Regions from separate parts of the Mus musculus genome. Here region 1 is linked to region 2. Evidence: chromatin loops called from intact Hi-C (ENCODE). Cell type or tissue: left cerebral cortex. All regions are shown on one strand. Region 1 has its middle 330 kb from the start of Gm30184. Region 2 has its middle 290 kb from the start of Gm46834.

What was found. A loop is a pair of places that touch in the nucleus more often than their neighbours do. Peaks named below come from ENCODE experiments on the same cell type or tissue, not always from the same donor. Only the 100,000 strongest peaks of a DNase experiment are listed, where the experiment ranks them.
Region 1: a loop joins it to region 2, with 2.0 times the contacts of the local background. A loop is called at or near these places in 2 of 42 quality-filtered maps.

Annotation. Positions count from the first base shown.
Region 1 is chr3:40,119,425-40,121,924 of GRCm38, reverse strand. No RefSeq gene overlaps it. Among named protein-coding and RNA genes, the nearest start is that of Gm30184, 330 kb to the left of the region's middle. RefSeq lists an enhancer at 1,305-2,350. In left cerebral cortex, a CTCF peak has its summit at 1,242; DNase peaks (open chromatin) are centred at 1,253 and 2,198.
Region 2 is chr3:39,998,673-40,001,172 of GRCm38, reverse strand. No RefSeq gene overlaps it. Among named protein-coding and RNA genes, the nearest start is that of Gm46834, 290 kb to the right of the region's middle. In left cerebral cortex, a CTCF peak has its summit at 2,345 (motif pointing right); DNase peaks (open chromatin) are centred at 975, 1,126 and 2,350.

The DNA.
Region 1 (2,500 bases), 120 kb before region 2:
CCAGAGATGACTATTCTCTCTTAGCTAATACTAGTCTAAGCACTGGTGTTAGTAAATAGATCACACTTTGTCTTTAAGAGTTCATGATGGGAGGTTCATGATGGGAGACTGCAGAGAGGCCTCCTTTTGATTCCCCTGACTATGTTTAGTGGTGTGCACTTGTAACCCCAGTGCTGGAGAAGCAGGGTCAGGCAGATCCCTAAGATACATTGTACATCCAGCCCAGCCAATTTGTAGAGTGCAGGCCAATCAGAGACCTTGCCTCACACAATGGTGCAGATGGCGACTACCTTAGTTTCTTTTCCTGTTTTTATGTTAAAATACTCCCACAGAGCAACTTAGCAGAAAACAGGCTTATTCTGGCTCACAGTCTGCAGGTCAAACTGTGGTAGGACAGAAAGTTAAGCTCGGAAGGGTGTGAAGCTGACTGGAGTCACAATGCGTCTCTCCAATCAAGAAGCAAAAAACAACGCAAGCAGAAATTTCAGTGCTCAGCTCCTTTCTTCACCTTATAAAGCCTGTGAACGACCTGTCCAGGGAACGGTCACACCCACAATGCAGATGAGTCTTCCCCATCAATGGGTGCCGTTAAGTTGTCTCCCACAGGCAGGCCCAGGGGCTCATCTAGAGGATTCTATATTTGGTCTGCTTGACAATTAACAGTCACCACCCCAGCACCTGTGGAACAACACCCAAAGTTGTTCTCAGGCTGCCACTTAAGCGCTCCCATGTACTTGCATGCACACACATATAGACACACACACACAGACACACACACACAGACACACACACACAGACACACACACACACACACACACACACACACACGGCGAAAGCATATTGAACACGGTGTGTGTAGGTCTGAGTCTAGGAGGATTAAGGACTAAAGAGGAGCAGTGCAGAAAGGTCTTCTAAGGCATGAAACCTTTCGAACAAGATTAACCGAAATAGCACTCGTCCCAACAGAGGTGTGGAGAAAAAAACCTCTCTACCTGTGCCAAGACAAACTGATGTGGACAGGCGGGGAGTTAGGAGCAGGTTTTTGTTGGGGAACATGTAATGCTTGAGATGATCTAATTCATTTTTAAATCTTCCATATGAGTTCAGCCCAAAGCTGCCCTGGGTCCCAGCTTAGCCATTCAGGGAGGCTGGCATGCTCAGCTCTGAGTCCCTGTGAGCTTCCCTGTCACCTCCCCTGGGGACTATCTGAGGTGGAAATGAGTTCATCAGGCCGCCTTTGGGGGGAGCTGCTGGGCTGTCCCCTGCAGTGTGAATTGCTCTTTTGCAAATCAGTGCATGCCTTGCTCCCCCATCTGCTTCCTATATCGCCTTCTCTTCCTGTACAAGAGAAAGTCTCACTTTTATTGTGAAATAAAGAGAAAATTAAGGGCTCCTATGTGGAAAAGGTTCTCCCTTGACCTGTGCACGTTCCATTTATACACCCACAGTGTACAGTGGAGACACACATATAAAGCTGCCTGGTTGCTACATTTTAAAGGGCTTGTCGGAATTTATTTTAGTCATCTGACTTATGAAGCCAGGCAACATCTGATTTACAGAAACCACACTCCTCCTGTTTGGATAATGACTGCATCAATATGACCTCTCTCTCTCTCTCTCTCTCTCTCTCTCTCTCTCTCTCTCTTTCACTCATCTGCCTCTGTCTCTCTGTGTGTCTCTGTCTCTCTCCCCTTGCTCCCTTTTTATGTGTACTCATCTGTCTCTGTCTCTCTCTGTCTTTGTCTCTCTCTGTCTCTGTCTATCTCTGTCTCTGTCTCTCTACCCTTGCCCCCTTTTTGTGTGTACTCATCTGTCTCTGTCTCTCTGTCTGTCTGTCTGACTGTCTGTCTGTCTGTCTGTCTGTCTGTCTCTCTCTCTCTCTCTCTCTCTCTCTCTCTCTCTCTCTCTCTCTCTGTGTGTGTGTGTGTTGTGTGTGTAAGAAAAAGTGTGAGGGAAGACTTGGGTTTGCAAACAAAATGGTCTGAAAGAAGAGCCTTCTGAAATTGTCATCTCCAGGGTCTGTCTCTCTCCCCCTGAAAGCAGCTGTGTTCCCTCAGAATTGCAGGAGACTCTCTGGAGGCTTGGCACCCTGGTGTGAGGACAGTCACCAGAGACACATTGTCTGTAGTGTTAATATGCAAATAACATGGACACTGCCACTGGTTTAATCTCCCAGTTGGCATCTGAACACAGGCAGTTGTTCTAAAGTCATAATTAGCTGAACCCTCAGGGGAATCTCTTTCCAAGATGCATGTGAGTGCTTATGAGTGTCATCAGGATGCCTCTGTAGCCAGTTCATTCAACTAACTAGACACCTGGCAGTGCTCTGGTGTCTTTTGGACTGCTTCCATAGGATGGACGTGGACATTATCAGCACTGCCCACAATCTGTACAGGAATTCCAGGGTGATGTCACACTATGAGAAACTTTTATTTATTTCTAAGGTTTATTTTCTACTAACAGAAAAATAGAGATTCACATGATTTTTACAGTATGGTGT
Region 2 (2,500 bases):
TCCGATTTATCTTTATTTACTCTCTTCCCCCAGGTCTCCTCATTCTCATGGTCACACTCCACTCCTCTATCTTTATTTCGTAATTCCTCCCTTGATGCTCCTGATTATGGATGAGAGTCTTGAGACTCACCAGACCCTTGGCAGAAGCCAGAGGGAGCACAGGTCAGATAGCATTCTCCTGTACTCCCACGGTCTGCTCTTCCAGATGTTCTGATTGTATCCTGTCCCCTGTCCCTTTCCTGAGATCCTGCCTTCTGCCTTCTGTGTGCCCCTGGACACTCTCTGAGTCCCCATCTCCTCTGCCTCTAAACTGCCTGCAGGAGTTATTGCAGGAGACTCTGCAACCCCTCAGTGTCATCCCTCAGGCACAACAAACATCTTACTTCTCTCTGTATTCCGAAGTGGAAAAGGCCATTTGATTATGCAGACATTACACATGTGTGTTCATTAAAATGTCTGTCCAACAAGGAAATGGGGGTACTGTGGACCAAGAAATTGTAAAAGTTAGCCTGTTGCTCTTGGTTTCTGGGCTCAAAAACAGTCAAATTCCTCCCTATACTGTGGGTTCAAGTATATCTTCAGCTTAAAATATTGACTTCTAAGCATAAGCACTTATTACTAACATAGGTTAAGCATCTTTGGTAAAAAAAAAAAAAAACACTATGTTATTAACAGGAAAAAGTCAAAGTGCAAAAGCCTTGGAATTTATAACTGTATGTATTTTTATCACCTGAATTTTTGTTCTTGAGGGAACTGAAAGCTTACTTTTAAAAGTCTAGGGCAGGTGTGTTGCTCAAAATGGTGATTTGTTTCTTTTTGCTCATTTGAGACAAGATCTTGCAATGTAACCCAGGCTGATTTCAATTTTGCAATTTTCCTACCTCAGCCTCCACAGTCCTGGGATTACAAGTGTGTGCCAACACACCTGACTCTCCATTTTTCCTCTTAACAAAAGAACATCTCTACCATCAAATGCAAATATAGCAGCAGACATTATGAGCTAATTAGAATTGTAAAGTACCCATTTGTTAGCTTTCTCTAAATAACTTTTTTTTTTGGCTGATTTTAAATTCTGGTGAGAACAGGAGCACATAGCTTCTAAAAAGTCATGAAGCTTCATGAATATCTCCTCTAGTTTAGGAGCGAAGACATTAATTCCTGGATGACACTAGTCTGTCTGAACAATTTAGGCTGTGTACATTCACAGACAAATCAGCAGCCTGAAGAGCTAAAAGCTGAGTAGCACTTAAAATAAATGCTTTGGTCCTTCCAAATAACCAGTGGCTTAGATTCTATTTACTCAAGCTATTTCTGAATATTATGATTCATAATATATCAAAATACAGAAAAATAATTTCTGTAATAATATATTTAAGTATTTTATAAATGAAATTTATAAAGTAGAAAGGTTTGTTTTTTTTTGTTTTTTTTTTTTTTTTGTAAGCTACACTTCATATAAACAAAATCACTGAGAGCCTTGGCATCTGTGATATCATCTCAGGGCTGTGTTCAAATCCATCAGGCCAGAAATCTGTGATTAAGCAAATGAGGGGGGAAATATAAGGGAAGCTATGCGCAGAAACAGGAACTTTGATATTTGACTTCAATTTCACCTCCTTAACTTGAACCTCCTCTCCAGATGGATTTAAAAATACCAGTACAACCATGCTATACCATTTGTGGTATTTATTGAGTTTCTTTTATTCATGAATACTTTGTTGGGTTCAGTACTATTTCTTACCTTTCAGAGCTATTGGTCCTCTTTTAGAGAAAGTTCTGTTTGGTAATGGGGTGCCGGTGTTAGAAGTCTTGTTTCACAACACAGGCTCTGATCAATGGATCTTCAGAGAATAACTTCACTGGAGTCAACTAGTGTTGTGCGATTGTAAATGCATTCATAGTAAAAAGCCGCTGTTTAAACTGTAAAATATATCATCTGTTTGTCTGCCTGCCTGCCTGCCTGCCTGCCTGCCTGCCTGCCTGCCTGCCTCCCTCCCTCCCTCCCTCCCTCCCTCCCTCCCTCCCTCCCTCCCTCCCTTTCTCCTTTTTTTCCTGTCTGTCTTTCTGTTTTAACTCCCCACAGGAATGGAATCCTTAGGTGCATATTCTCTATATAAATTGTTTCTGTGACGTTCCCTGCCTTTATTTATATGTGATTCTCCACCACCATTTAGCACGGAAAACATTCTCCCAGAAGCCACCTCTAGTGGTTTCTAGTGTGAAGCTGTAGTTGCTGTAAGATTTATCCAGTTTTGTTGTTACAAAAACTGAGAAAGGTATCCAGTGCTTAGCAGTATTTAGAAGCCGAGGACCATAGCCCTAAGCAATGAGGAGGGAATGACCACAAGAGGGCGCTCTGAAGAACAATGACAGACCGGAAAGAGAATCTGGCCACTTTGTGTGTTTTCCAGAATCAAGCAAGACATTTCTGTAAAACATCTTTCCTTAATTTTAAAGACAGTTTTATGTTAATCGGCAAAGTTGTCTGGCCTCTATTTCT